Regions from separate parts of the Mus musculus genome. Here all the other regions are linked to region 6. The links are chromatin loops, found by intact Hi-C in ENCODE. Cell type or tissue: left cerebral cortex. All regions are shown on one strand. Each heading gives the region's core, and the rest is flanking DNA. Links, peaks and the distances in the headings are about the cores only.

Region 1 (4,361 bases), core at 303-4,302, 140 kb after region 6:
ATCATACAAGCAGGAGTTAGTAAGTAAGATGGATTCCCATAATCACAAAAGAAAATCAAATCCATTGCTTTGTGGCAACGCGTGGCCTTGAGCTACTCCATGTTGACCCGTGGTCTGCATGCAAAAGTCATATGATTGTCATGTGTACATGTAACCTCAGACTTCTTTGGTTTTGTTTTTAAAGAATTATTTATTTATTTTTATGTATATGAGTACACTGTAGCTGTCTTCAGACACACCAGAAGAGGGCATCAGATCCCATTACAGATGGCTGTGAGCCACCATCGTAGTCGCTGGGAATTGAACCTAGGACCTCTGGAAGAGCATTCAGTGCTCTTAACCGCTGAGACATCTCTCCAGCCCCTCAGACTTCTTGGTAATCATAAGTCGCCTACCTGTGTGTTGAAATCTTACACATGCAATCAAGTATACAGCTTTGTGGGGAGTCCTTTAGGGGTCAAGGCATGGTTCTTGTTTTCTGATCAAGGGAGGGCCCATGGCTGATTGGGTTGAACATTTGTGAATCTGTCTGATTTTTTTATGGGTGTCTTGAGGAATTTTGTCTTGAAGGACAGACTGCCTGTAGCTATGGAGTCCTCGGTACCCATGTCATAGGTTCTATTTGTACATGGACTGTCCTGTGGACCTGAGTTAACAAACGGGCAGAGTGAGTAGATGCTTCTTTGTATCTATCTGCATGGGTTTGGAAACATTGCCCAGTGTATCCATGGGCATGCCTGGATATATTCAAAGCCCGTGTAACCAGGGCCTACTCTTCAGCTAATGTAGAAAGAAGAAAATTGCTCAAAGGGGAGATAGATTGAGCCATAATTATTATTACCAAGCAAATCTCAGACACTCATCTCTCAGGGAGCAGTGCACTTTGGCTGATGTGTAAGGGATCTATGGGGATAAATGGAAGACTGGCCAAAAAAGCAATCTGAGGTTCTATCAGTGAGGCTGCCAGCAAAAGAAAGTCTGTTGTAAGCAGAAAGGACACTTTACTGGAAGGATGTTGGGGACCCACAGAATTTTCTGGAGTCAAATGAATGGGCAGGAATAAAGGCAGCTCCAGAATGGGCCAAGAACCCGGGATGACAGTGGCCTTTAAGCAGAACCCAAAGGTATCTTCTGTGACCTGCCCCCACCTCTGATGCCTCCAGCCTTCACTACCATAATTGCTGTGGATAACTCCCAACCTCTCCATCCTTCTAGCCCTTGTTCCAAACCCAAACTCTGTGATGTACAGACTGCAGATTAGTTGGCTGAACACAGAATCATTTCGTAATGACATGATAGTGGAAGGGGCCGTGGATGGGTAGAAAGATGTCTGAAAGGAGGGTAGAAAAAACAGGCCACAGGGAAGGAAGAAAATATAGTGTGTGAATCTCTATATAAGAGAGAGAGAGTGTATGTGTGTGTGTGTGTTGTGAGGGGGGATTGATTGATTGATTGATTGATTGGAGAGGGTGATGCTGGGGTGAACTTGAACAAGGAGCAATGGTCTGTGTGTGTGTGTGTGTGTGTGTGTGTGTGTGTGTGTGTGTGTGTATGAAAATCTCACGATGAAACTTGTATTTTTGTACACTAACTACACACAGGGCTATGCTAACCATGTTCAGCTTTCAACATGGGCTCATGGGATTTGAACTCAGGTCCACAGGATTGCACAGCAAACACATTTACCCACTGAGCCATCACCCTAGACTCTTTTGGTTTTGGTGTGCAGGTCTCTTATAACCACACTGTCATCTCTTTACACGCTCTGACCATTTGTCTATCTTCTTTCGAAGAGTGTCTGTCTAGTTGGGTACCATTTATCTTAGAAGTCCCTTCTCACTTTCCAGAGGTTACAGGATTATTCTGCCCTCCAGCCCTTTTCATAAGTCAAGGGCCCTGTTGGATGTGACTTACATTTTGGGGCACCTGATGGATTTGGTGGGTTAGGTGTGTTATGCTGAATAAGTCCATCACACCAGCACTGTCACAGTACACTTGCTGGTTGCCGTTGGGCCTTAGGTCCCGTTCCTTTAACCAAGTTTAACCAAGTAAACATTTCGTGGCCCACCTTCATAATCCCTGTTTTCAACTGGCATCACAATATTAGTCAGATTCTGGGGTAGTGATTATAAATAAAACTCTCACCTGGTAACATGGAAGGTGAATATGGTGCCTAATGGTGACTGTCACCTTCGGGGAACCGAAGGTCACCTGAGAGATAAGCCTCTGGACACATCTGTGGGAGATTGAATCGGGTTAACCCAGGAGGTTAATTGAAGTTGAGATGATCAGGCCTCAGTGAGGTTATGTTAGCACCGTACCATGATCTGAGGTACCAAGCCTACGTGAGGAAGAGAGCCTGACTGAGCACAGCATTTGCCACGAGCTTCATGCCAGCTGCGAAGGAGAGGTCAACGCTTCTAGAAGTCCTGAATCCTTCCTCTCCGAGGGTGCAGCTCAGCAGCTGGTCCTGTTACTTAGCAACTCTTGCTGCCTTGGCTTGAGCCTCTCTTCCCCATTTCCCCTTCCGGTGTTCTAACCTCTTCCAGATCTGCTGAGCAAACTCATGCCACTTCCCAGATCGTCCTCAGAGTCATCCCCGTGTCCAGCCAAGCGTGTTTGGCTTTGTGAGAGCCTGCTGTCCAGGCAACAGGTGACCGAGAAAGTGTCAGACTCTCTGACCTAATTGCCTATCTCCATGGATTCTCAGAGAAGCTTCGTGGTCATTATTGACTTCTAGATATCCAGGGATGAGCCTCATTCACTAGAAAATATCTTGCGGGACTGAGGAAATGGATCAATGGGTAACATTGAGTTTGGCTTCCAACACCTATATTAAAAGCCAAATATGGCTGTGTAGCCCACTAACTCTAACGGTGCTGGAGAGTGAAACAGCACTATGGCAACTCACTGGCCGCAGACAGGCTCCAAGTTCAGTGAGAGACCCTGTCTCAAGGAATAAGGTAGAGAGTGATAGATGGGGATCCCCAGATCTTTCTCCGGCTCCCCCACATGTCCCACCCTCAGACACACACATGTATGTATACCAGGCTCACAAGTACTAAGTTGTGGTGTCCGATGATGTAGTCATTGGTAAAGTTACTGTTTCATTTCCAGTTAGTGCTGCAAACACACACATATACTTATACACATGCACATACATATATACACATACATGCACACACATATGGCAACTAATACCATTCTAGATGTCAGGGCTGCAACAAAGTTCTAGATGGGAAGGACAGAGAGTGTGCTGTAATTACAATAGATCAGAATATTATTTTAGATTCTGTGTTCTATATACAAAGTGTAAATAACACATCACGCAATCAATACAGGGAGTGTCTTCATGGCTGCGTCATACATATATATATTTAAGAAAGCTATAGAAAAATACTATGGTGTGTGAGAGACTTCCTCCTAACCTGCCTTTTGGCACCTGTTATTTCCTTCCGTCCCCATCTCATTAACTGGAGAACATGTCAAAAGTACTGCTGCTGCCCACCCTGTCACCTCCATCCCTGCCAACTGCTCCAGTGACATCCTAGTGGGCGTGGGGCCAGTGGATTTGTCTCGGCCCTGAAGATACTGCTGATGTGAGCAGTTGGCTCCTTAAAGCTTCCAGCCTGCTGATGACCTCATGCCGTTCCAGCAGAGGCTTCCAAAAGCCTGGACCAGGCTAGCCCCTTCCTTTCCCTACATCTAATGCAAAGTCTCATTAAGACGGGAGGCAATGTTTATGTTCCGATTCAAGGGACTTGGATTCTGCATGTGGCAACCCCACCTCCCACAGGGGAGGGCACTCTCATCTGCAAACTCCGCCTCTTCTGTGTTGCCAAGAAGCCACCACAGTAGGAGCACAAACAGGGACTGGGGAGAGAGCACGTGGGGCACAGCACTTGCTGCAGGTGTGTGGACCTGTGTTCAGAACACCTGACTGCAGATCTGTAACTTTAGCCTTGTTATGGAAAGATGAGAGGTAGAGACAGACAGATGGACACACACACACACACACACACACAGAGGAGCGCGTGCATGAACAAACATGGGGAGAGTGCTTGAAGTCTGTGAGAAGCAAGGACAAAGGCATCTAAGGACTGTGAAGGCAGAGGCAGTGTCGCCCGCACCAGCACGTTTTCACATTCCAGTGTGCAGTGTTGCTAGGGCTCCAGGCTGCTAAGATAGGCCATTCTGAGGATCCGTCCTGGCCCATGTGTGAAGCAAGGATTTAATTCACTCTTCCTTCCTAGAAAAGGAAGAGTGTCCTTCTTTCACATCTGGTAGTGACTTTGAGTGACAGACTCTCTCTCAGAATTGTGGGCTATGTGACAGTGTAGATCATTTAAGTGACAGGAGTA
Region 2 (4,361 bases), core at 164-4,163, 54 kb after region 6:
CGTCTTCTCTCTGGAATGCATTTTCCACACCTGATGATTCACCAGCGCCATCCCTTACTTGCTGTCGTTCACAGCATCCACAGAGGAGTTTGGGTTGGGTCCTGGGAGACCGGAAGTTAGCAGAGGCAGAGTGGGACTCTGGGCAAGGGACACGGGTTGCCAGTGAAGATTAGCGCCTGCAACCCGGAAGGCGGCTCGGCTCCTTGGTTCAGTTGGGTCAGGCAGATGGAAGCAAGCATTGCCAGCCTCTCTTTTAGTCTGCTATATAACTGCTAGACTGGAGAGCTGAGCGCTTGCTTCAATTACTCTTTTTCCTTGTCCTACGAATGCAAAAGAGGATGAGGGAAAAATGACAGAAGTGTGTCACTAAAATAACTTATTAGACTTTGGGATTCTTAGTCATTGCTAATGGTTGGGACTTTGAATATTCATTAGTGCACCCTGCTGTTTGGAGAGTGCACGAGGCTCTCTCCGTGTGTGTGTGTGTGTGTGTGTGTGTGTGTGTCTATGGATTTGAGCTCTGCCTTTCCACTTAATTAGTTAGGAACTCATTGAATGGGGAACAGAGTGATACGAAGGAACAGGAGAATGGGCTCTTTGTCCCTGGATCCTTTTGTGACTTCCTTGGGTAGAAACGAATTCTGCTCACCCTGAGCCAAGTTGGAGCTTCCTTCTGTGCTGTTTCTGCCCTTGCTCATTTCAGCCCTAGATGTGTTTCTGGCTTCTCCTGGGTCAAAATCCTCTCGCTGACCTCTCACCGTCACTTAGGACTCTCCTTCCTCAGGGATTTCTCTGACATGGCAGGGAACATTGGCGTCTGAGTGAGGCAAAGGAAAATATGAACTCTTGTGTAGGTTCTCATCGGATCGACTCCTGCATCGTGAAGCAAATGGACAGGGAGGGCTGTTGTAGTTTGTCAAAAGACCCTCTCTCACAAAGACCACAGAGACCACCATCATTGCAAAATGCATGAGGATTTTATTACTTATCCAACATGTTGGGGAACCCCCTGTCAGCACGCAGGCCGGAGGAGAGACCCAGAACAAAGAGAGAACACACTTTTATACCTTTGTAAGGGCCAGATATAGGCACCAGGGTAGTCTGGCTTATTTTAATTGGTGTAACCAATAACCTTTTTGGACATTGGTTGGTTTGTATAGGGTGACTCTCATTTTGTCTGTCCTTGTGGTTTTTAGCTTGAGGTGGGGGGGCAGGATAATTGTTAATCTTGTTCTGGTGGCTGTAATCTTAGAAGTTTTGACCGTTAAAACTATGTTTCTGTATTTGTTTAGTGAGTCCTTTTTTTTTTTTTTTTTTTTTTTTTAAATCTGGTTCTGTACTTGGCCTGTTAGTACAGTTTGGAAAGTACTTTTGAGCGGGAAGGTACTGGGTAGTCTTGAATTTATTTTGGATATTACAGGGTTAAGGAAGAGCTGAGGGGCGTTCCAGTCACAAATGGGATAGCTTGATAGAAGTAGTAACAGTGTGTCCTTTTAAGTTGGAGAATCTTTGTGGCGGATTCCTTATGTATAGTTATATTAGCTTATATAATTATAGTTATATTTTGTTATTATAGTTATTTTGAATGTGTGTATATATTTGGTGTGTGTGCGTGTGTGTACCAGTGTGCGTGTCTCCTGGAGTATCATCCACTTCCTTTAAGATAGGCTCTCTCATTGACCTGGAGCTCAACAATTAGCCTAGACTGGCCAGCAAGCCCAGATACCCACTTATCGCCGAGTCCTCAGCACTGTAATTAGAGACAAGCACAGCTTCTGGCATTTTCTCTCGTCTTCCAGGGACTCAGCCCTCAACGCTTGCAAGACCAGTGCTTCATTGGCCGAGCCATCTTCCCGGAACATATTTTTTTCCCCCATTTACTTTAATATTTAAAACATACTGCGTTCAAGTAATATTGATCTGCATATTTGATCCCCTTAAATTTCGCACCTGAGGCAAATACCTCCCCCCACTCACCCTAATCCTGGCTCTGTTGCAAAAATTCACTCCCAGGCTCTCTGCGCAGCTGTCTTCCTCATAGATCCACAGCAATCATGGCTCTCACTGGCTCCTGATTGCAGAAGTAAAACCTAGCTCCCTTGGATCAGTATTCACCACACCCCTCTTATTCCCCTCACAGGGGTACCTATCCTGCCTGGCCCTGTGCCTTTTTTCTCTAACCACCTTCTAGCCTTTACTTGGGAGCTCCAATGCTCTTGCTTATGTCTGAATTGTACCCCTGTTCCCAAAATAGTCCTGCCTAGCTGCAGAATTCTACTTGCCTGCTTCTAGCCAGACCCCCCCTAGGCTGGCTTATTCGCCCTGCTTTCCTATCGGAAGCTCTGTGTTTCTGTCCTGTTCTTACCCTGGCTGTTGCATTCACCACTGGACGATGGTTTATCTGTTTACCTGTGCCCTCAGATCCGCTGCCAGTTCCTTGAGGAGACTGGCCAGGGCTTTTCATGTCAAACGGGTAAATGAATACAGTTGGGTCTGTGAGCTAAAAAGCAGCTTGTAGTTAGAAATGTCCTGCGATAAGCCATAGCTTGGCAGAGGGGAATCCCTGTGTAAATACATATATATAAATAATACATATATTTATTATTTTATGTGTGTGGGTGTTTTGCCTGCATGAATGTATGCCTATTGCATTTATACAGCGTCCACAGAGAACTGAACCCAGGACCTCCTGAAGAGCAGCCATCTCTAGCCTCTCTATCTTACTTTTTGAGACAGGGTTTCTCAGTAAACCTGAAGCTCAATGATTTTGCCAGACCGCCTGGCTGGCCAGTGACCTCTAGGGAACCTGTCAGTTCCAGCCTCCTCAGCCCGCACCTGTGTGCCTTGTTGGGGGTCGAACTTGAGTGGCCAGCACTATACCGACTAAAGCATCTCTCCAGCTCCTAGAGGATGGCAGTGGTGAGGATGATGAAGGTGGTGGTGGTGATGATGATGGTGATGGACATGACAACTGTGTCAACATTCAAATACAAACAAAGCAAACATAAAATAATGTGATTACCTACATTATAATCATCATCCTATCATACCAACCAACTCACAGCCAGTTTGGTTTCATTACATAGCTGCCCACCCTGGTTTTGTTTTGTTTGTGCGTGTGTTTTTGTTTCTTTTCCCCTGTTTTTGTTTTGTTTTGTTTTGTTTTGTTTTGTTTTTTTGTTTTTCTCTGCCAAAAAAAAAAAAAAAGAGCACTTCTGTTGATTTCAAAATCCAGGTTTGAAATTCCAGGTGGAGTTCACAAGGAATTTGGATCTTGGGTGGGCAAGCCCCCTGAAGCAAGTCATTTGGGGGAAATACTTGTCGTTTGTTTGTCTGTCTGTTTATTTGTCTGTTTTCCCCAGAGGATTGGAACTAAGAAGCTGTCTCAGGACATGAAGTCAGCAGGTTGGGAAGGAGACTGCTTCTTAGGCAAGAAGAGGCTGGCCACTTTGAAGGCTTACTTTTGAAATTAGAATGTAGGGCTTGGACCTTAGCTACTTCAGCAGAGTCTGCCAGCCCCAAGCACCTTGCTTGTCGATTGTGACAAGGGTGATTTTGTCTGTTTGCTTTTTTTTTTTTTTTTTTTTTTTTAAATTTAAGGAACACCAACCCAAGACTTTATAAAGTGGGGGCGAGATGAGAACACTCTGGTTTTCCGTGCTCAGCCTTGCCGAGGTGACCTGGCAACGAACTGTTTCCCTTTATCCCGCTGGATTTAATCCTTCTTCTGAGTAACAGAGCAGGGCTTTGTTTCCCGTGAGAGTGGATTTCTGCTACCAGGAGAATTAGCTGCCGGTTTATTCTCGAAGGTGCCTTCTGATGCAAGGAGCCTTTGGAGCTGTGCATAAATAGGGGCCATTGTTCGGGCATTTGGTGCAGAAGGTTTGAGTTGCTAGCCCGGTTCCAGTCGGCCTCCAGGTCGCTCTGACTGGCTGGTTTGTTTTTCTTTTCTCGCCCCGCCCCCCTCTCCTCCGGAGGCCACAGGTGGTCCTTCCCTCTAGATGGCTTTGGTCCCTGCATCTCACAGCTCACCCTGTTCTGGATCCTTTTCTGCCTAGAGACGAGAAGAAAAAAAAATTCCTCTGTGTCCGAATGAATTCGATTGACAATGAAAGAACTCGAAGTGAGCTTAGCCAAGGCACCGCAGAAATTGATTTGGGAAGGGTACGGCAAGGAGATAATTATGTTTCTGATTATTTTATTTGAGGGGGAAGTAATTAGAGATTGAACCTAATACCTTGCCCATGAAAGGCCAGTGGCTACCATGGAACTGTATCTGGGACTACCATATTCCTCAGACTCCAAACCCCAGGTTTTGCTATTTGGCAGCACTGGGCCATCACACACGTGAAACCAGCATC
Region 3 (4,361 bases), core at 44-4,043, 75 kb after region 6:
GAGATGCTCAGTGGGCAATAGTGCTTGCTGCTAAGCAAGTCTGAGGACCTGAGTTTGACGGTTAGAATCCGCCCAGCCAGGGACGAATGCTGACTCGCCGAGGCTGTGCTCTGACCTCCACTTGTACACCAAAGCTTGTGGCAGCCTCCTGTCTGCCACACACAGAAAATAAATAAAAATGTAATAGAAACTTAAAAGAATTTGTAGGCATAGTTAAAACCTCCCCAGTAATAAATAAATATAAATTTTAAAACTGTGTGTATCTATACGTGCGCATGGATGCAATTGTCCACAGAGTTCAGAAGACGGTGTCAGATCCTTCTATAGGTTTTAGGCAACTAGGAACCACCCAGTGGTGGGTGCTGAGAAAAGAACTGTGGTCCTCTGCAAAGAGCAGCAAGCAGTCTTTTTTTTTTTCCTGGCTTTTCGAGACAGAGTTTCTCTGTGTCCTGGAACTCACGCTGTAGACCAGGCTGGCTTCGAAATCAGAAATCCACCTGCCTCTGCCTCCGGAGTGCTGGGATTAAAAGCGTGCGCCACCACGCCCGGCTCACAGCAAGTGTTCTTAAACGCGCTCCCCCCACCCCCCTCCAGCCAGCTCTCCATCCCAGTGTGTAGTTTTGAAGAGAGGCTTCAGGTCCTGAAATCTGGCCTCTGGCATTAAATTCCCCAGTGCATCTTGCCTGCAGCCCTCGCATCAGCTGTCCAGTCGGCTCCTACTTCTCTCTATCCTTCCACATTTACTAAGTGGAATCCTTCCCTTCATCTCCATCTATCTACTTATCTGATCATTGGTTTATATCAGAATGGTCCCACAAGTACTTATTTTATTCTCTGTGTGAGAGATGTTTTTAAAACAGGCAAGCAGCCTCCCTGAATCGTGTGGTGGGATGTACCTGGGAAAGCATTGGATCCTGGGAAAGCCGCAGTAGACAGTATGTGTGTGTGTATGTGGGGAGATTCCTAAGGCCAGCCAAGATGGGATGCAGAAAGGAAAGTCAGCAAGGGCGGAATTGTGGGAAGGTCCACATCAGAGAGAACATGGAAGGGGCGAGTGTTCATTTACTTCTGTCTTCTCAGAGATGAGGGTTTACTGCGACCAGGATGGAGAATTGACTTTTGTGATATAATGCTTGGTTGGAATGCCTGGGTCCTGGAGTGGTGTTTTTGTGCCTCAGAATAGTTAATTGTGCTGTCTTGCACACTTGGGAGGGCGGGGAGGAAAGGCTTTCGGCAGCATCCCTGACCCCTGACTCTTGGATGCAATGATCACCATCTCATGTCTCCAGAGGTGCCCATCACAATGTCCCCAGACAGTGTCAGATGCTTCTGGGCTGACTTCCTCCCCTGCTGGTTTTCCCGTCTGCATCCCATCTTGGCTGGCCTTAGGGGACACACACACACACACACACACACACACACACACACAACCAGATCATCCATACTAAGACCCATGGGCATGAAATAGTTCACACCAGCCTGCCAGTCAAGACCATTCTTCAGGAGCTGTGTAACTTGCTTTTTGTTGTTGTAACATACCTATACCTATACCCACTTAGTGTGTGCACAGATGGCTCGTACACACATACACACCCAGAGGACAACTTGTAGAATGCAATCCTCTCTTTCAACCATGTGTGCTCCTGGGGTCAACCTCAGGTCATTAGGCTCAGTGGCAAGTGTCTACCCACTGAGCTGTCTCACCAGCCCCAAAGTTGTTTTCTGAGACAATGGAACCTTGGCAAGCTAGCAAGCCTGTCTCCTTTTTCCTAGCTACCGTCCCCATCTTTGCCCGTGGTTTCTGAGGAGCTAAACTCAGGTCATTGTGTTACATAGCCAAGCAATTTACCAACTGAGCCATCCACTCCCTCATGAAAGACCTTGATTTCTTGGGGGGGACAGTTGATGGTTCTCATAGCCTTCATCCAACCAAACGGGGAGACACGTTCTAACTCACAGACGGTGTGAAGTGATTCCAAAAAGTGCTTCTGTGTGTGTAGCCTCTCTGATTCATGGTGGGGGGTTGTTTTGCTTTTTTCGTGGTTTCTGTGTGGGCTTCGAGAATTGACTGTGGTTGTTATGACAGTTGGGGACACAGAAGCACTTCTCACCCGTTAGTCGCTGAAAGCCTGTTTGGTTTCAGTCCAACACAACGCCTACCAAGCTGGGTGTACATTGGTTTCTACTAAAGTCATTTCCTCGGACAGCTGGGGGACGTGAGGACTTTTTAACTCTCTTTACGACTCTCATTTGTCTTCGAAGACATTGCATTTTGGCCTAGGGTGTTTTTCCCCCCTTCTTTTTCTTTTCCCAGTTGTTCAGTATTTCTGACGTTGCCATTTCAGATCTAGCAAAGGTGACAAAGGTTAAGGGAGAAGCCAAGGCTGAGGCCTGAGGGACCATGTGCAGCCATTGATGCCATCTGTTGGAGACTGGCAGAACTGATACCCTTGGAGCACAGTAGATCTAACTGCCAGCTTAGAAATCAGACCTTGAGGAATTAGCAGAGCCACGGAGAGCGCTCCATCATGGAAGTGTGGGTCTGTAAAGTCAGCGCATAGTCACTGTTTGTGAAATTTGATTATTGAGGAGCACTAATGAAAACAATGAAGACGGTCGCACACAGCGGTGACAAGATTCTCTCTTCTTTCAACTGTCACCCATTTATTTCTGCACCAATCAAGTTAAGCCAAGGTATTCCTATTTCTGATGATAAAAGCTGAGATTCTGTGGCTGGCAATGATAAGAGCACTGGCTGGCAATGGTGAAGTCATGGGTTTGATTATCTTCAGTACTCCACAAACCCTGGCTAGGTGAGGCACACAACACTGGGGAGGTAGAGGCTGGAGGGTTCAAAATCCAAAGTCAGCTTAGCTACATAGTGTGTTCAAAGCCAATCTGATAGGCCTAAGACCATGTCTCAAATAGATGAACAGACTCACAGATGGAGCCCATGCCTAGTGTGGAAGTTTAGTTTCCCAGAGCATCACAAAGGGAAAGCCAAATAGATATCGAGGCAGGCCAGGGAGGTATGCGCCTGTAATCTAGCATCTTGGAATGTAGATGCCAGAAGGAGCTTGAGTTCTAGGCCAACAGCAAAACCTAACTCAAGTAACACAAACATAAAAACAAAACAACACTAAAAGGTCCCTCCTTAATACCCAGACCAAATCCCATGGTATCAATGGTTAATGAGGCCAGCCAAGGTGGCTTAGCAGATGGCTTGCCAGTGAAGCTGGTGACCTAGGCTCAAGTTGTCCTTTGGCCTCAAAACTCATGTAATAGCACACATAACAGTCACAGAGTAAAAATAAGACAGTCAGTCCAGCCAGTTGGTCCTTCATTCCAGCTATAGATAAGAATCCGTAGAGAAGTGTAAAGGCCCAGGGGTGGGGCAGGAGGGTTGGCTCAGCTGTTGTACGTGCCAATGTGAGCATGAGTTTGTAGGTTTGACCCCCATACAGGTAGAGTTGGCCAAGGGAATGGAGACAGTTGGATCCCTGGGCTCCCTGGCTGGCCAGCCTAGCCTATTTGGTGAGCTATAGGCCAGTCAGAGAATCGAAGAATAGGTGGCACCTGAGAGATAACCATCTAGGTTGACCTCTGGTCTCCACATAGATGAGCGCGCGTGCGAGCGCGCGCACACACGCACACGCACACGCACACGCACACACACACACACCCTCTAGATAGACTGGTCTTCTTGAGCCTGCGCTAGGTCATGAGTGTCCCTTTTAAACCCTTTTGACTCGGCCTCTCGGGCGAAGAAGTGTTGTTATCCAAAGTGTGGCCCGAGAACTCAGAGGCATGCGTTACTTGGTAAGAACCTGAGGGTCTCAGACTCCACCCCGGATCAGAGTCTGCATTGTGGCAAGACCGACGGGTGAAGTCTCCACAGGGCATCTATCTCCTCAGAGGCCTGGCTTAACCGTTACCACTCCTGTGGCATTCAAAGCCCAGTTTGCATGACCTCCACTGGGGACCCTGGTCTCCCATTGGCCTTCAAGACTGTAACAAGAAGAGAGGTGGGAGCTCCCTTCTAAGTCTGGCTCATAGCAGCCTAGTGTTTCATTCCTGGGTGCGCCATAAGGTAGTCACCGAGCCAGGGCTGTGGGCTGCTTCCAGGTTCCTCCTCTGGGAGAGAGGTGGCGGGATGGAATGATGATGGATAACACAGAGGTGGCTTTACCTTCGGCTCAGCGGCTCCTTTTGCCAGAAGCAAGGAGACAGAAACGGTTTTTTTTTTTTGTTTGTTTTTTTATTATTATTATTTCTAAATAGAAAGTCTCGGGCTGGTGAGATGGCTCAGTGGGTAAGAGCACCCGACTGCTCTTCCGAAGGTCCGAAGTTCAAATCCCAGC
Region 4 (4,361 bases), core at 177-4,176, 190 kb after region 6:
ACATGCATGCATACTACACAAACCAGCCAGGATACAAGAAACAAATGTGAGACCAGGCTTTCTGAACATCTGGCCCTCCTTGCCTCTTCCTCTCCAGTGCAGCAACCCTAGCAATACTGGGGAAGGGATTCAAGGCTCCATGCATGCTTGGCTACGCTATGACACAACTGAGCTACGATCCCAACCCCTGGCATTAGCCCTTCATGGTAAAATACTAAAGATAAAGGACCCAACAGGCCAGAATTTGGAGGAGCCATCTCTGGAAGCCAGATAGTGAGTGTTCTCCATGATAGACCACATAGAGATAGTTGCTCTTCCAGGAAGAGGAAAAAGTCAGAGGGCAGGGTAGATACAGGGGGGAAGGGGGACAGAAAACCATTTAGCTTGTGCACGGTGGCCTCTAGCTTCAGGCATGTGGGGAGAAGTCATCTAGAGGAGAAGAAGCCAGGAAAGAGGTTTTAAGGAGCATGGTGAAGGTCAAAGGTGAGAAACTGATGACTGAGAAGAGGCTCACTTGGCAGTCTCTGCAGCCTGGCAATTTGGGGCAGCTGTGGTTGGTGGTGCCGCCAGCCTGCTTGACTGTCCTTTCCCCAGCTGGGCTCTGCATTTCTGCGTAGGAGCACAGGAAATGTTCTCAAGTTAGCCCAGGAGTTGTTTGCAGGGTGTGGGAAATGGAGTAGGCCAAGGTCAGAATGAGCCTGCAGCCCAGCCCGAGTCTCTTGGGGACCGGAGGGTTCAGGGAGGTGACAGGAAAGGTATCCTGGGATTGACCTTGAAGTTGGACTTGGAAGGGAAGTAAACAATGTCTGGGCCTCAGGAGGGGGTTGTAGCGCTAGGGGAGATAGGGGAGCACGTGAACAAGGTCAGCTGACGTGAGAGAAAGCAAAGGTCGAGGGAGGAGAAGGCTGGCCTGTGTCAATGGTGGATGGTCCAGTCCCTTCCTCAGTAAGGTCCCACTAACAGACCAAAGTAATCCCCCTGCACAGCCAAGGAGTACTGGCTGCTTTCATATCAGAGTGTGGGTGAGGGGTTTCCTATAGTTGTATGGGTGACCCCAAAGCAGCCACACTGGATGCACTTTCTGGTGTGGATGGATCATGGCTTCCCATAGCTGTATAAGATTAATGTCCCCTAGGCCATATGCAATTAGGGCAGAATCATATACACATTGCTGGAAGAAGTGCCTGGAATCTCACGTGAGGGTCCAGTGACCTCCTCACCCACCTCCTTAATGGAATGCCCAGTCCCAAAGCATGACTGTGATGGATTCTTACAAGCAGGCACAACTGATTGGATAAGAATGGTGGCTCTTCTGCTCAGAGGGTAGCGCCTCACAGTGGTTAAGGGTCAGAGTGGTCCATAGATAGCACCAGCAGGGACAGAGGGCAAGAAAGCAGAGGGTAGATTGCTGAGGGCTGTCGTGACATGCTATCAGTGACAGGTGACTCTTATAATGTGCTTTTAGGTTGTTGGATTTGTTTGTTTGTGTGTGTGTGTGTTTGAGGAGGGGGTCCCTTCTCTTTCATAATACCATTGTATTTTAATCACAGGGACCCAAAGAATCTTTGTAATTGTTTTCTGGATTGGTGATTTCAAATGTACAACTTCTTCAACATCAAACCCTTGCAGACTCTAGCCTCCCCCCTCCACCACAGCCTGTTCATGCATTTGGACAATCTGAGCAGTAGTCCCAGAACTCAGTAGTCCTCAAAGTCCAACGTCATAGCCGTTGGCTTACCTGGGAGATGGTGACAGGGCCCCACCTAATGGCCCTTCTGTAAAGTGCAAAGGGAGCTAGCAGGCTCAAGAGAGGGGAAAGTGCTCCAGCCATCACAAAGGAGGGAGTGACTTCCTCCAGGATACAGGGGCAAGAATGAGGCGGCGGAGGAGATGATGGTTCATGTCAAAGATGATAATAGCATCAGTGTCGGCAGAGAGGCAGAGATTCCTACTGGACAGGACCGAGCTTCCTGCTCCCTGGCTAAACCACATCCCCGACCCTGCTCCTCCGTTTTTAACCCCCTGGTCCAAGGTTTACATCTTCGTTGTGAGGAAAGGGAAATCTGTCTTTCCCATCTTACAGAACCAGTTTTTGGGTTTTTTGGTTATGTTTTGTTTTGTTTGTTTGTTGTTTTTAATAATAGGTTTTTTTTTTTTCCTCCTTGCAAGTTTTCCAAGGCTGCAAGAATTCCTTAAAAGACTCACACTGACAATCACATGGCCTCTTGCTTTTCAGTAACGATCACTAGGGATTCTCCGAGGTTTCGTGTCCCTCGAGGGAATGCTTGTCCACTGCATCTTCAGAACAATGGCTTTGCAGCTGTGTCTTAGGCTTTTCTACATCTTCAGGCATGAATGAGGGACATGGGTAGGTCATCTTAAATCTGGCTCAGGGCAGACTTTTAAAGTGAGAAAAGGCTGCGGTTGATATGTGAGGTGTGAGTCCCTCAAGGGCACAGATGCTGCCATCTGATCCCCCTGCAAGGGATTAAGAGGGTGGTGACATCCAGCTTTGATATTTAGAGGTAGACTTTTGAGAGGTCCTTAGGAATAGACTAAGTCTTCAGTGTGGGTCCCTGTGATTAAAATACAATGGTATTATGAAAGAGAAGGACCCCCCCCCCCCAAACACACACACACACACACCCTGCCTCTTGCCATGTAGCACTTCCTGTACTACCTGCCTCTGTAGAATTCCTGCCAGTAAGAGACTGAAGCTGCCATAGGCATCTCTAGAGAGTCACAAGCCAGAATCAACATGCCTGTACACACACAGACACACTTGAAAACAGAGAAGGCGAAGTCCAAAAGTCCTCTGATCAAAGTATCACCTCTCTCTCTCTCTCTCTCTCTCTCTCTGTGTGTGTGTGTGTCTCTGTGTGTGTGTCTGTGTCTGTGCACTCGCACATGCATGCCATAGAGGCTTCTGTATAGGACGGCTCGTCTTCATTTCTTCATAAGCTTTCTTTCCTAGCTTGCAGGTATTTCATTATAGTAACACAGAACAGGCTAAGCCAGAAGGAGCAGCTAATACATGGCCTGGGGTGGGGGGTGGAGAGAGAGTGAAAAAAAAAAAAGAGAATCTGGGTGGGAATGCCACAGTAGGAAAGAAAGTCTGGCCCCAGAGACCCAACGGCAAAGGAAATAAGTTAAAAATAAAATAAAGCCGGGGATAAACCTAAGAGCTCCTTGGCGGGATCAAAGCTGAGTGGAAGACTCTGTTCCTAGAGCCCCATGTCCGAGCAATTTATTTTTCCTAACCTCTCGGTCCCCACGTGCCTCGCCAGCCGAGATCAAGTGACAAAGGACATCTCAAAATACCCACAGCAAAAACCACTCAGCATATCTCCCAGGTGGAGAAAGATGACCGTTTTGAGAGTCTTCCTCGAGAATCACTGATAGATTTTCCAGCGTCCAGCCAAGTCCTTGGGCACTTGTCACCTGCCAGCTGGCCACTGCCTTCCAGCCTTGGACTAGATCTCTCTCCTGACTAGAGGCCCCCCACTGGATGCTTGTGGCTTTCTCTGGTTTTGCATCTTCCTCCTGGAACCCTCCCGACCTTTTGTTAATGAAGATCTTAGCGAGGGGGAAATTGCATTAGTGGCTCATAATCTTGGGTCAGGGCTCTAAATTGTGTTAGTTGGTAAGTAAGGGTAACATTGGAAGTCTGTGTTTGTGGTGAGCTATTCCCGAGGACCGTAATGGACAGTAAAATAATAAAGAATGGGCAGGAAGACGGCTCTTAAAACCAGATTTGCCACGCAGGTGGTACCAGACAGGGCAAGGCTTCTGCACTGTATCAGGATGGAAGAAGCAGAGCTCTTGGTAGGTCCCAGCGATACAGAATGATGCCTGATACTTTCAGTACCCTACATATCATCTCAGTTAACATTCATAGCAACGTATAAGCGAAGGCTCGCTGTGGATGCTCTCGTTGCTTTTAAGAGATGTGTGTCCACATATATGTGTATATGTATATATGTGTGCGTGTATATATATATATATATATATATATATATATATATACACACACTCCTGGCTCAGCAAGGGGTGGTGGAGTACTTCCCCCAACACCACACACACACACACACACACACACACACACACACACACACACACACACATATGCACACAGGCACACACATATACCTTGTCCAAGGCTGAACAGCTAATAATTGACAGAACTGGTTGCCACAGCCTTTTTTGTTGGTTTTATATCCTTTATATATACAACCCTATCTATCCAGAAGCAGATATTGTGACTGGAATAGACCTTGGAGGCTAATCTCAGAGAGATTCCTGCCCTGAAACGGAATGACTGGGTGTAAGGGACTGTGGGCAGTGAGTAACAAATGAAGGGG
Region 5 (4,361 bases), core at 183-4,182, 85 kb after region 6:
GGAGCTGTCATCATCATGTGAAAACTATCTCTTAAGAAAATTATTCATGAAGCCAGGTGTTGGTGGTGTATCCCTTTAATTCCAACATTCTGGAAGCAGAGGCAGGCAGAACTCTGAGTTCAAGGCCAGCCTGGTCTTCAGAGCAAGTTTTTAGGACAGCCATGGGCTAAAGAAACTCTGTCTCAAAAAGCAAAACAGCACCAAAAATTATTCCTCTGTGTGTGTGTGTTCGTGAGTTCTCTGTGTGTGTGTGTGTGTTCGTGAGTTTGCAAATGTGCGTGCACGTGTATACCACACGTGTGCATTGCCCACCAAGGCTAGAGGGGGAAGTCTGATTTCCCCTGGAGCTACAGGCTGTGTGAACCATCCAGCATGGTGCTAAGAACAGTAAATGCTCTTAAGCTCTGTCCCATCTCCTCAGCCCCCCAAACCATCTTTTAAATGAAAAACTTTTCAGCTCTTACTTATGGCTCTGAGGTATTGAATATGGTTATCTCACACAGATTATTTCTAAGGTACATCTAGGAGAATTGTTCCTTTGATAGAAGATGATGATGGTGGTGGTGGTGGTCATGATGGTAGTGATAGTCATGATGGTGATGGTTTTGATGGTGGCGACATTGGTGAGGATGGTGATGATGTTGATGGTGTTGATGGTGCTGGTGGTGATTTAAAATAGTCTAGGATTCATTTTGTCTGTGCATGCAGTTGCAGTTGTCCCAGGGGATGAGAAAAGGAAACTGGATCCCCTGAGGCTAGAGTTACAGGTAGTTGTGAGCTTCCCAACTTGGATGCTAGGAACAGAAGCTAAGTGGTTAAAGGCATGGCTTTGGAGGACCTACCCAGATTTCATTCCTAACACTCACATGGCAGCTCACAACTGCCTGTAACTCCAGTTCCAGGGGATCTGACGCCCTCTTCTGGCTTTTGCAGGTACTGCACAAATGCAGCGTACATAACATTCATTCAAGGATCCTTATTTTAAAAATTCGGCTTTATGCACAGAGCTTTCCGAAGCCTAATGAGCTTCTATTTATAATTCTAGCCCATAAGTGATCTCTTACAACACAGTGGACACACCTGCTTCGGATGGGGTTTTCCTCATGTGTCATGCAGTGAAATAAGATATTTGAAGAGAAACAGAAAAAACAAATCCCCAAACAACAAAAAACTAAAGCCAAAACCACTCACTGTTTTCGTAGTCTTTTTTGGGGGGCAAAGGTTGCCTAAGAATAATTGGGGCTTCTTATGCACCTGGGGGCTCACAACTGCCTGTAATTCTAGCTCTGGGGCTTCAGACAGCTCTTGTCTCCACACACATGCAGAGGCACTCACACAGACACGTAAATATAATTTAGAAATAATAAAATAATCTTTAAAAAGTGATATTACAAATGAGGCCTACATTTGAAAAATACTGTGTTGCCTTTAACACTCTGAAAGTAAAGATTTTTACAGCTGGGAAGACCTTTAAAAACCATCTAATTGTCTGGTTTTACAGATGAGAATCTGAGCTATGTTAAGGGTCAAGTCTTACTGTAGGCCGGGTGGCCTGTTCTCTGTTCTCCTGGCTCCAGATTCCTGGATGTCTAATGCAGTCACTCTGCCTGTTACCCAGTTTGCTCTCACTGCTGGTAGGAATCTCAGGTAGAATTTTATTGTTCCCTCCCTTCCTCCCTCCTTCTTTCTTTTTTAAGACTGTAGAGTCTCTGGCTTGTCGCATTGGACTGTGTTGGGGAGTGAGCTAGAGGACCTGTTGCATTCTCTGCATGTTCTGCAGGTTGCAGGATGTTTCAGGAAGGACAAGGAATGTGTTTTGATTTGTATGAATAAGAAGCCCATTTGGGACAGAAGTCAGACTAGCGGCCAACTTTGTCAGGGTGTTTCACAGCCAAAGCCTGTGTAGAAAAAAATCCTTCCCTCTGTCCACCCCAGTTCAGAACAGGGAGGGTCGGAATCACAGTGATGACAGCAACAACATTTCTTTCTCATCATGAGAGCGCCCCAAAGCAGTGTTACCTTTTGGAATACGATTCTCCTGAGGATGAGGGTGGGGCCGGCTCGTGGAAGGGTGACACCAGTTCAGTTCTTAGAATATTCTTAGAAAAATACTTGTGACCTATATAGGCTTATTGATTTCCCAGACCGAGAAAATCCATCTGGCTGTCTATCCATCCATCATCTACTGACCCTCCTGGGAGCCACCAGGGAGCGCTCCCTGCAGGGCTGTCAGCACATACTTGTGCCTTTGTGCCCAGGGCATTTGGCTTCACACTGTGGGTCTTTTCTGGTTGTTTCTCTCTCTCTCTCTCTCTCTCTCTCTCTCTCTCTCTCTCTCTCTCTCTCGACAGGGTTTCTCTGTATATTCCTGGCTGTCCTGGAACTCACTTTGTAGACCAGGCTGTCCTCGAACTCAGAAATCCACCTGCCTCTGCCTCCCAAGTGCTGGGATTAAAGGCGTGCGCCACCACCGCCCGGCTGTTTTTAGAATTTTGTGTATGAGAAAACTATATTTCTCTCATTTCTCCCCTTCCTGCTCTCACCTCTAATGGCTCTGGTGTCCTCTCTACCCCTTCTCAAATTTATATCCCTTCTTCATCATTATTATTGTCCCATATATGTATGTATATATGCACATATGCATGTATCTATATGTGTGTATGTACATATATATACCCTACTGAGTCCAATTTATTAACCATCTGATCTGTATGAGTGTGTGGTACATGTGCTACACGTTTGTGCCCATGGGTGTGGTGCATACATACATATACCGTATTGAGTCCAGTTTATTAACCATCTGATTTGTATGCATGTGTGTCCATGGGTATGGAAGTCAGAGGCATCTTCTTTGGTCCCTCTCCACCTTATTTTCTGAGTCAAGGTCTCTCACTGAACCAGAGCCCCCTGCCAGTCAGACTGGCTGGCCAATGAGCTCTCTGGACCTTCCTGTGTCTCTCTGTCCCCCCAGGACTAGGATAACACGCGGCCACATCTGTACCTAGCTTTTTTTTTTTTTTTTTTTTCCTGTGACTGCCAGGGATCAAATTCAGGTTACACAGCAGGCCCTTTGCTGGCTGTGCCCTCTCTCCAGTCCCTCTGCCATCCCTTTTTCTTTTCCATGCGATGAGCGTTAACGCTCCTCTCAGAGACTTGTTGTTTCTGCTCAGCTTTGCCTAATTAGATTTCTCTGAAGCCTGAGGTCATTTATAGGCATTTTTTCCACATTAAAACCATGAGCCTCTGTTGAGATGTTTTGTGGTTCTAAATTGGGACCATCCTGCCTTGTCATCAAATCATTCATCCTTACTTCAGTCAGTGCGTGCGCGGGTCTGATCCTCCGGGGGGCTCTGTCGTTGTTCATTTACATCTGACCTCGTTCTGGGGAATATTTAAGGCTGAGGAGCTAATTTAGGACGTGCTGGCTCTTACTCTACCAATTAGTCTGGACCGGCGGAGGGGGACACACAAAATGGCAAGGTCTAGGGAAATAAGAGGGAAGGCAGTGTCTCATGTAGCCCAGGATGGACCTTCCCTACGTAGCCGAGGATGGCCCTGAACGTCACCTTCAGAGTGCTAGAATTGTAGGCATGTACCGCCAGACTGGCTTTATGTAGTGCTAGGGATTGAACCTAGGGCATCATCGTACATGCTAGGCAAGCAACCTGCTGAATAGCCTCAGTGTCAAGACTACCGGGGTTCATTTTATTTTGACCCTTGGACCTTGTGTCAAAAAAAGATGGTTACGTCTAGGAGTCTTACCTTAAGAAAAGGGTGATAGGGAACTCAGGCCAGATGAGTCCTGATGGGGAGAGTCAGAGGCAGGACTTGAACCCAGGCTGTTAGCCACAAGCGCCTCCATCTAACCACGTGGCTACAGCACCTCATCGCGTGTCTGTGTGCGTCCGTCTCCTAGCGCACCACCCCAACAAAAGGAAACAACCCCAGGAGCTTTCCCCGGGACCACAGTGGGAATTGCGTGGAGCGGGTGGAACACGCAGAAGCTCCCATCGCCCCTGGGTTTGGGGGTGTGTGTGTGGTTTTTTTTGGTTTTGTTTTGTTTTTGCGTCTTTGTATCCCCCAGGCAGTGAGCTGGATTCCAGAGCCTGGGAGTCCCTCAGAAGCTGGGAGAAGAAACAACTTGCAGAGGCAGTGTCGGGAGCGAGGGACATCGGAGAGAGGGGGAAATTATTAAAGATGACTCTGAAGATGTCAAGAGTAAAAAGAATCGCAGTGTGTGCGCCCCGGCCTGAGGATGGCATCTCTGGGGCAGCTTAAGTTCTTTAGTCTGCCGTGTGGATTAAAGGACTGTGGGATTTAATAACGTGTGCCTTAAAGAACGGCCCTGTGAGTAAGTGTTC
Region 6 (4,361 bases), core at 221-4,220:
AGCCCTATGGCACCCAGGTTACATTTGAAAACAGATCCAACGTTGTAAGAGTCCAGGATAGCTTCTTTGCGATTCTCTGTTCTCTTTGCGTTAGCTGTTCTAGGTTCTGGGACAGCCCTGGCGTCTGGCAGCAGACGGGAGAGACATGCTGTTTTGTTTAAATCCTCCACATTCTTTGCCATTTCCCCATTGGCCGGATGGGGCTACCCTCCCCGCCGCGGCCGCTGCTGATGTCAGCCTCGTCGCTCTCGCTCCTCCCGCACCCACCTCCCTGCCCCAGGCACACTGCAGCTCGGCGCGGACTCTCCAGTCGCGGCGAGGTGGCTGCAAACTCACGGGCACGCACGGCGCTCTCAGAGCCGAGGGACTCGGGGGAGGGGACGCGCGCAAGCCGCTGGCAGCCAACCGCCTAGGTTGAAGACACCCGGGGCCCAGAGCAGGGCAGAGCCTTGGCGGCTGCGGCTTCCCTTTTCTCTCTCAGCTGAGCTCCGGAGAGACTCGGGGACTGGCCCTAAAAAAGAGCAGGAAATCTTGTTTACCGCCCGGGGAGAGGAGCCCATCGAGCCTTTGTTTGGAAAGTCAGCATCGCCTGCTCCCGCGGCAATGTGTTCCTGGTGACATTAACCCACGGTAGACGGGTAGGAGAAAAAGGGGGCTCGCCAGGTTCAGCTCTGCTTTCGGAGGAGGATCCAGAGGAGACTTTTGTGCGTTTGTTTGAATTTGTGGAAATCCCTTTTCCTCCTCCTTTTGCCTCTCTTGCCCGCCGCCGGGCATGTCCTGATCTGGTGGCCGCGCCTACCAGCCCGGGGCTGCTGATCCGAGCTGTCTCCCGCGGGTCTCCCTCCCTCAGTGCCTGACTTTGCAATACCGAGAGGGCTGATCTCTGCGAGGAAGGAGGCGGGGGAGTCACAGACACCGGGACCCGAAGCTTGACATGCTCCGGGGCGGACCGGAGGCAGTTAGGAGCTGAGCGCACCACCGGGGCTGCTTCGCTTGCCGGTTCCCAGCGTCTTTGCCCTCCTCTGGGCTCCAGCCTTGCTCATCTGTTGGGACGCCCCCTTCTTTCCCGAGGTCTGCGGCCGGCAGGAACATGCTGCTCAAGGAGTACCGAATCTGCATGCCGCTCACCGTGGACGAGGTAGGCACCGCGCCCGGCCTCGCCCGCTCCGGGTCCCCAGCCGCCACCACTCGGCCGGCGGGTCCACTGCGTGCGGCGGGGAAACCCTGGCGCCCAAACCTGGAGGCTGGAGGGGGAGGAGGCAGGGGATTCGCTGTTCCCACTCGTCACCCCAGCAGAGGAAAGGCGGCGTGGGGGTGGGGCGGGGGAGTCCAGGTGAGCTCTTCGGGGACATCTAGAATCAGATTCCTGGGGACCACAATGCGTCACAGGGAGCTGTTGCGCCCCCTCCCTCCAATTAAGCAAATGCACAGAGTATAAGAGCCCAAGCATGCTCTGCAGCCGGAGTATCGGGGTAACCGGCCGTGGTGGTAGCCACTGTCCCCATGTCCTCTTTACAAGGTGGGCTTGCAGGGACAAATTCCGCGCGGGTGGGATCTGCAGACCAGAGTCCCGCCTTGGGGGCATGTGGGAGGCCTGGAGAGGGTCCGTTTAGAACCCGACTTCTTGTCGCCTCCGGTCTAGGCGCTGGCTCCTGCCCAGCCGAGCATCCAGGCTCCCTCCGCGATCTGGATTGTCCTTTGCTGACCGCCTGGCTCGGAAACTTTCTGCGTGTCTCGTTCCTTCCGCGGCGGGGAGCGTGGTCTTAGGAAGAGCCCCAGTGGTGGGGCCTGCGGCGCGGCCACCGGAGGGCGCTCCAGGCCGTCAGGCCGGGCCCTCCTGGCTCTGAGTATCGGGGCTGCAGGGTGGGGGGCTCCCCGCTCAAGGGCTCGGCCTCCACGCGCAGGTCAGCTTGCATTCTTCCGATTCCTTCTCCGCCCCCCGTCCCCCCTATCCGCGAGCTCCGCCATTGAGGAAACAGTGACTCAGTGAGGGTCACTCCGGCCCGGGCTTCCTTTTCGTTCCCCTTTCTCCCCACCTCTTTGGATATTTCATAAGTGCTTTGCGTCTGTCCAGGGACACACAGCCAGAACATGAAGCCAATCAAGGCAATTTGGGAAAGACTCCTGTGGTTTGATGTGGCAACAAATGAAATCAGCGATCCACGACGTATTTGTATTTAAAACCGGTGCATTTAATCTATCAGACATGTGATCTACTCACTACTTTGTGAAAGGGGCCTTGTGCTTTTGTGTTACTCAGACTATGTCTGGCTCCCTGCCCCCCCCCCCACCTCCCAGGGTGGTGGTGGTGGGGGCAATCTTCCTTCTGCATCTGGCGCCAGTGTTAAGGTGAGACCCTAGGACAATCCAAGGTAGGATCAAAGTAGCCTGAAGTTTACAAAACACTTGACACTCTACACTGGCTGCCAAAGACCGAGAGGGATAGCTTAGCCATGCCCCTCTCCCCACCCCCAGCCTTATCAACGAGCGTTTCTGGGGTGGCAGCATTTTGAACTAGGTCTTAAATGGTAGTTAGGTGCCTTATCAATGGGGAAGCAGCATACAGCTTTGTGGAGAATGAAGAAAGGCAAATGAATGGGATTGGACGTGCACACACACACCCCTCCCTGGTGCTGGTGTTTTGTGGACATGCTGTCTTCGCACCTCTGGGACTGCTGAGCAGGACCAGGGCAACCTGGAGGTGTCCGTATGCTTCCACTTCATTTCCTGCTTTGACTGTGGTTAATAGATAGGACTGTGCCATCCTAGGGCGCCAATGGGACTCAGTCAAATATTGAGGCAGGTTCTTTCTATGTAGTCCTGGCTGTCCTACAACTCACTATCTAGCCCGGACTGGCTTCGAACTCACAGAGATCTGTCTGCTGAGTTTAAGTGTATGTCACCGGGCTCAGCCATTCTTCCATGCTAACATCTGTTCATTATCCTGGTTGGTTTCCTTCAGATACTTTGTTAAGCACAGGGCAGCATCTCCCCCCCCTCCCCCCCCCCCCCGCATTTGTTTAAGTATTCAGTGTAATAACTGCATTTGAATGGTTTAGGTGGATGGTTTTTCCTTTCTATTCTCTTTTCCCTCTCTCTCTCTCTCTCTCTCTCTCTCTCTCTCTCCCTCCCTCCCTCCCTCCCTCCCTCCCTTCCTCCCTTCCTCCCTCCCTCTCTCTCTCTCTTACTTTCTCTCTCTCTTTCTTTCTTTCTTTCTTTCTTTCTTTCTTTCTTTCTTTCTTTCTTTCTTTCTTTCTCTTTCTTTCTACAGGGTTTCTCTGTAGCCTTGACTGACCTCAAACTCAGAGATCCACCTGACTCTGCTGCCTCTCACGTGCTGGGATCAAAGGAGTGTGCTGCCACCCCTGTCTAGAATGACTTTTCTTAATCGGCCAAGGAAGCCAGGCTCTACCTATAGGATAATTATAAATCCTGCACGTGAAACCTGTTTAGACTAAAGTAAGTGCGATTCCATTTCTATGAGGTCATATTCTGATGTTTAACTTTTATTTTTATTTATTTTTTTATTATGTACTCTTTGTGGTTCTGGGGGTTGAACGTGGCCTTGAGCAGGGGAAACAACTTTCTGCCTCTGAGCTACATCCTCAGCCTGAGGTCTTATTGTGAAATTGTTCTCTGCTTTGTCAGTTTAGATTGGAGGTCTCAGATAGAAAAAAATTCTATCTGAATTTTTAAACTGTAGCTTACCCCAGAGCTTCTCCCATCCCATGGTGGTGCCCTGCTAGCTGGCCTTAATACTCAGTGCTGGGGAGTAACTAAAGTGTTTGGTAGCAGAAGGTGGTTCCTGCAGATTAAGTGGTCTCTGGTAGCTCAACATTGGCTTCAGCTTCTGGCTCCCTTTGGACTTGGTGTAACCTGTGTGGACCTTCTGGTGCTTGCTTCTGATTAACTTTGCACGTTAATTAGCACTCACTGGATTTTGCCAAGGAAGTAAATGCCCGAGTTTTGGGGAGTCCATGTCTGGTCTCTGTGTCTTTCCCTTCTCCCCTGACTCTACATGGCCTCTGGTCTCTAGTCTCTGGGGTGTAATGGCTGCTCCACTGATAAATACTAATAATCCCAGCGCTTGGGAGGTGGAGGCTGGAGAGATTTTAGAAACTTTAAGGTCATCCTCAGCTATAAAGTAAGTTTGAAGTCAGTCATGAAACTTTTTTGGTTGCTCTCCCCTCCCCCACAAAACAAGGTTAAATGCTGTATTCCAGGCTGCGCAACTAGTTAATAGCCAAGCCAGGAGGAGCGTGCTGGTAATGCTTTTGTTTGTTTTTCCTTTCCCTGAGCTCCACAGTGTTTGATCCAGGAAAAGGAAAATCATTTCTTGAAAGCAGATACAGTCAGCACTG
Region 7 (4,361 bases), core at 310-4,309, 150 kb after region 6:
GGTGCCCAGTGCAGGCCATGGGAGAGGGTAGAGTACAACAGGCTTAAGCTGGGGTTGATTCATGGAGCTAAGAGGTAAGGCTGTTAGCCTTAGTAGAGGAAAGTAAAGGCTGCAGTTACATGTGAATTTTCGGATAATATATATAATATATATATAAACAGATAATATATAAACATACACATACTTATATGTATATGTGTGTGTGTGTGTGTATACTTATGGTATCAATATGTCCTACATTTATGGGACATAGTCTAACCTGTATGTAACAGCCGATGATAGGGACTCAAGTCTGATAATTAGATTATAAGGACTGAGACATCTATAGTCAGGTGCAATGGGACAGGCCTTTAATCCCAAAAGTCAGGAGTCAGAGTCTGTGAGTATGAGACCATTTGTCCACATAGTAAGATTCTGTCTCAAAATAAATAAATAAATAACAAATAAATAACAGAGAAAAAAAACCCAACACACAAAACAACCTGAGATTCCCTCTGGATCAGGGAGAGAAAGAAATGCTAAGGGTATATACCAGGAACCTAGCCACATCTGATATGCCACGGTAACTCCAAGGCCAGGCAAGGGCTCTCAGAAAGCCTTGGAAGGCACCTCCTGGCTCAGTCACGCTTGGTATAGGTGGTAAGGTGGACAGCTGGGGAATGTTAAATGTGACAATTGGACACATGACTGTCAGTATTCCTTCTTAAGAGAGAAATGTGTCTGTTGTTGTTGTGTGGGGGTGATTTGCATGTGAGGGTGTGTGTGAATGCCGTAGCACACTCGTGGAGCCTGAGAGTAATTTCCAGGGCTTGGATCTCTCATTCCATTCTGGGTTCTGGGATCTAACTGGGGTCATAGGACTTGCCTGGCTTTCTATCCACTGAGCTATCTCCACAGACCAATATTTCTTTTCTTTCTTCCTTTCTTGTTTAAACTCCTGTCTCCATATGCATGCTGGAATTACAGATAGGCATCACCATGCCCAGTTAATTTAGTACTACGGCTTAAACCCAGGGCTTCACGAAATGCTTGCCAACAAATTTACCAGCTGAACTCTCCCAGGCTTTTTGTTGATGATGGTAGGCTTGTTGTTGCTATCCATTTGTTTGTCTGTCTGTTTGTTTTTGAGACAGGGTCTCGAATGTCTCTGGCTGGCCTCAACTCACTACGTAGCCAAGGATAGCCTGTCGGTACTTCAGTGTTGTATGTAAATGTTATGATTGGAATATATATGGCCTAAGTAAAACATAAGAACGTGTCTGGCAGATAGTGGTTAACCTGGGGGAGGGCAGAACTTACTTCGCAGACATCTGCCATGTTGTAGCTTGGACACTTAGATGAATTATCATAGACTAGGCAATTTAAAACAACAGATATTTATTTTTTGCCCTTCCTGGAAGCTGGAAGTCCAAGATTAAGATCACTTCCAGCTCTGTTCCTGGGGTGGGCTTTCTTCCTGGTTTACAAACAGCAAACTTCTCTCCACATGGTAAGTAACATGGGCGGTCAAGAAAGCACACTTTCTGTTCTCTCCTTATAAGGAACAAATTCCATCTTGGGGACTCCATCTTTCTGATCATATCTAAACCTACTTCCTCCTTAAAGTCTCAGCTCTAAATATTGGGAGTTAGGGCTTTGACACTGAAGCAGGGACAGGACAATTCAGTGTATAGCATGCTGATCTAGGCACCATAAGGTAGGTACTGCCACTGGATCCTTGTCATCAGGAAGATAGCAATTCAGAAAGCTGCAAAATGCCGGGTCAGAGTCTACGTTTAGTCTCCGTAGGGAAACCATGTTGTTCCTGATGAGTCTGCGTTTATTTTCCATTCCAAAATAGGCCTGCTTTTCTTTCCATCTCCCGGGCCACTGGGGATCTGAAATGTTCCCTCTGGCTCCAGGTGCACTCCTGCAGGCCTGCATAGCACATCCTGCAGCCGCCACCCACGGCTTGGGCTGGGCCGCGTTCTCACGCTCTCTGCCCACCCTGTACTCTGAACACGGTTCTGCACCGGGATGGCTGGCGGATGCTCTCAATTGCCTTCCTCTCTCCCGGCTGCACCGCTGTCTAATTGAGCTCCTTACCCCCCAATCCTTTCATCTTAACTGCCTCTCTTTTTGATGTCTTTCTCAAGTTCAAGATTTCCTGTCCTACATCCCAAAACAGAATTTCTCCCAAGACTGCCAGAGAGTTCTTTCTTTGAAAGGCAGCCCCTGGGGCCCTACAAACTCCAAACCCATGATCCTGCACGTTAGCAGTCATCCAGAGCTGTAGTAAGTTCACCAGTAGCTCTCTGTGACTGTCCAGTCTGTCACCTGAACCTTAACCTATCCCCTCGCTGGGGACAATACCCATACAGGAGGACTTTCTATGTAGGGTCATTTAGAGGTCAACCTGATCCCAGTTATCAAGAAATAAAAAGCTTTTCCGTCACTGGGAGTGTATTATATAGAGACGTCACTTGTCCAAGAAGTGGAAAAAATATCTTTAACTTGATTATGGGATGGGGGTGGGGTGGGGATCTTAATTACACACTACACCAAGAATAGTGTGACAACGTTCTTCCAGACAGTAGATCGTTTAGCCAGCCCTTCGGAACCACCAGCTCTTCTAAAGTTTATCAAGTCCCAAAGGAAGGTACTGAAGACATTAGCTGCCATCTGAACTGATGATGTGGGGTTTTTATTCTTGAACTAAAATAGAAAGAAAAAGAAAAACCTCCACACAAGCCAACAGTGTCAAGCCCCCTGTGTTACACTCTTATAAGAGAAGAATTCCTTCCTTCTTGTAGGAATTTGAAGTTTTGTAATGTTCACAAGAGTGTCCTACAGTGTTCAGTGGGTGCATACATATTGATGCTATAACCACACCCCTCCATCAAATTCATCTTCAATAAGAACCCATGGAAGAGACCATGGCAAATGATGCACCTTTATATTCATGTAGGTCAAACTGACCTTGAACTGGCTATGGAGCTGAAGGTAGTCTTGAGCTTCCTACCATCCTACCTGGGCTCGCAGGTATGCATCACCAGGTCCAGTTGATGCAGTGTTGGGGGTTAGACCCAGCACTGTGTGCACGGTAAGCAAACACTCCACCCACTGAGCCAAAGCGCTAGCCCTAGACACAACTGTCTGGTAGTTAAAATAGCAGCTGTTCCACAAAAAGACCGAGCTGTGAGCTTGGGATGGTCTACTGTTACTCATTTGAATGATTCAGATGAAAGAGGACGACCAAATTCTAATAACTAAGGAGAATCAAATGACTCTTTCGATCGATTCCCCGAGCTGTGTTGTGTCTCCGTGAGGCCTAGGGTTAGCCTAGACAAACCCTGCACAGGTGAGTAAGGGACAGCCACAGCTGAGAGTCTGTCACCAGTCACTCAAGGAGAGCACAGACTCTCCTCCCGGGAATGGCACCATGGAGACAGATCCCTTCCACACCTGCCTTGGAGTCCCAGCCAACGTGTCGTGTAAACTACTAAATTACATAATGACGGAACCAGGGACAACGCTGGGGAAGGATGTGTTTATTATATCAGACCTCGAGGACTTGTTTGGAGAACCATCTGGTCAGCCATGGAAGCGAAAAGAATGAAGGTCTCCAAGGTGTCCCTTCTCCAGGGTCACGCAGACATAGTTAGCTGATGAGGAAAAATACTTTCATCTCTGTTGGGCAGTTAACCCTGACTCCAGTGCTGTGCAGTTTTGGATGAATAAGTGAATGTCCCTTTTTTTGGAAATAGGACCATGTATGGGCTCACCATGGCAGGCCCTGTAGCACTCAAGAGACTGAGGCAGCCTGGGCTACTGTTGTAGTTTGAGTACAGAGTATTCCCTAGATGGTTCGATTTGGGGACAACCTTTAGAAGGTGGGCCTATATGGCAGAAGCGGGTCACCGGACGTAGACCTCTAAATGTTACACTCGGCCCCTGCTATACCGTCTCTCAGCATCCCAACCCCTGACTATGTGAACAGTCTCTGCCACAGGCTCCTACCACCATCATCTGAACTGTTCTGCCATGCCTTCTTCTCTGTGGCGGACTGAGCCTTCTAAAACCGGGAGCCAAGATAAGTCTCTCCTGTGAATTGTTTCTGTGGACATTTTATCACAGCAATGCAAAAGTAACTAAGAAAAGTAGCCTCATAAGGAGGCCTTGTCTCAAAAACAGGAAATAAAAAAAGACGAGGGAAGGAGAATGTAGAAGAGGAGAAGGAAGGATCCAGCAAAGGAAGAGGCACAAGAGGGGAGTGTAGTTGCAGATGTTAGAGGCCACACTTAGTAAGGAAGTCTCTAGCCAAGGGACATTGATAAACAAGACAGCGTTGTCGGGCACAGAACTGAAGACCTTCACAGACA

The links. Peaks named below come from ENCODE experiments on the same cell type or tissue, not always from the same donor. Only the 100,000 strongest peaks of a DNase experiment are listed, where the experiment ranks them.
Region 1: it touches region 6 in a loop (3-fold over the local background); 11 of 42 quality-filtered maps call a loop at or near these places.
Region 2: a loop joins it to region 6, with 3 times the contacts of the local background. A loop is called at or near these places in 15 of 42 quality-filtered maps.
Region 3: a loop joins it to region 6, with 4 times the contacts of the local background. A loop is called at or near these places in 39 of 42 quality-filtered maps.
Region 4: it touches region 6 in a loop (5-fold over the local background); 39 of 42 quality-filtered maps call a loop at or near these places.
Region 5: it touches region 6 in a loop (5-fold over the local background); 39 of 42 quality-filtered maps call a loop at or near these places.
Region 7: it touches region 6 in a loop (2.8-fold over the local background); 4 of 42 quality-filtered maps call a loop at or near these places.

What each region holds. Positions count from the first base shown.
Region 1 is chr11:107,325,725-107,330,085 of GRCm38, reverse strand. The region is part of intron 2 of Pitpnc1 (phosphatidylinositol transfer protein, cytoplasmic 1); the gene reads left to right. Among named protein-coding and RNA genes, the nearest start is that of Gm11716, 8.0 kb to the left of the region's middle. In left cerebral cortex, for the core only: no CTCF peak of the experiment used is centred there; no DNase peak of the experiment used is centred there.
Region 2 is chr11:107,412,943-107,417,303 of GRCm38, reverse strand. The region is part of intron 1 of Pitpnc1 (phosphatidylinositol transfer protein, cytoplasmic 1); the gene reads left to right. Gm11713 (a long non-coding RNA gene) reads right to left here. Exons shown (of 2, transcript XR_389089.4): 2 at 3,568-4,054. Among named protein-coding and RNA genes, the nearest start is that of Gm11713, 4.7 kb to the right of the region's middle. In left cerebral cortex, for the core only: no CTCF peak of the experiment used is centred there; DNase peaks (open chromatin) are centred at 502, 2,110, 2,197 and 3,881; H3K4me3 peaks cover 425 bases; H3K27ac peaks cover 3,038 bases.
Region 3 is chr11:107,391,730-107,396,090 of GRCm38, reverse strand. The region is part of intron 1 of Pitpnc1 (phosphatidylinositol transfer protein, cytoplasmic 1); the gene reads left to right. Among named protein-coding and RNA genes, the nearest start is that of Gm11713, 16 kb to the left of the region's middle. In left cerebral cortex, for the core only: a CTCF peak has its summit at 2,425 (motif pointing left); DNase peaks (open chromatin) are centred at 2,091 and 2,433.
Region 4 is chr11:107,273,507-107,277,867 of GRCm38, reverse strand. All of the region lies in intron 5 of Pitpnc1 (phosphatidylinositol transfer protein, cytoplasmic 1), which reads left to right. Among named protein-coding and RNA genes, the nearest start is that of Gm11716, 60 kb to the left of the region's middle. In left cerebral cortex, for the core only: a CTCF peak has its summit at 1,776; DNase peaks (open chromatin) are centred at 615 and 1,754; H3K27ac peaks cover 322 bases.
Region 5 is chr11:107,382,031-107,386,391 of GRCm38, reverse strand. The region is part of intron 1 of Pitpnc1 (phosphatidylinositol transfer protein, cytoplasmic 1); the gene reads left to right. Among named protein-coding and RNA genes, the nearest start is that of Gm11713, 26 kb to the left of the region's middle. In left cerebral cortex, for the core only: CTCF peaks have their summits at 915 (motif pointing left) and 2,198 (motif pointing right); a DNase peak (open chromatin) is centred at 917; H3K4me3 peaks cover 75 bases.
Region 6 is chr11:107,466,668-107,471,028 of GRCm38, reverse strand. Pitpnc1 (phosphatidylinositol transfer protein, cytoplasmic 1) reads left to right here and starts at 309. Exons shown (of 9, transcript NM_001359616.1): 1 at 309-1,138. The coding sequence starts at 1,091. In left cerebral cortex, for the core only: CTCF peaks have their summits at 1,176 and 1,801 (motif pointing right); DNase peaks (open chromatin) are centred at 249, 1,106 and 1,789; H3K4me3 peaks cover 2,691 bases; H3K27ac peaks cover 2,508 bases.
Region 7 is chr11:107,313,253-107,317,613 of GRCm38, reverse strand. The region is part of intron 4 of Pitpnc1 (phosphatidylinositol transfer protein, cytoplasmic 1); the gene reads left to right. Among named protein-coding and RNA genes, the nearest start is that of Gm11716, 20 kb to the left of the region's middle. In left cerebral cortex, for the core only: no CTCF peak of the experiment used is centred there; a DNase peak (open chromatin) is centred at 1,946; H3K27ac peaks cover 483 bases.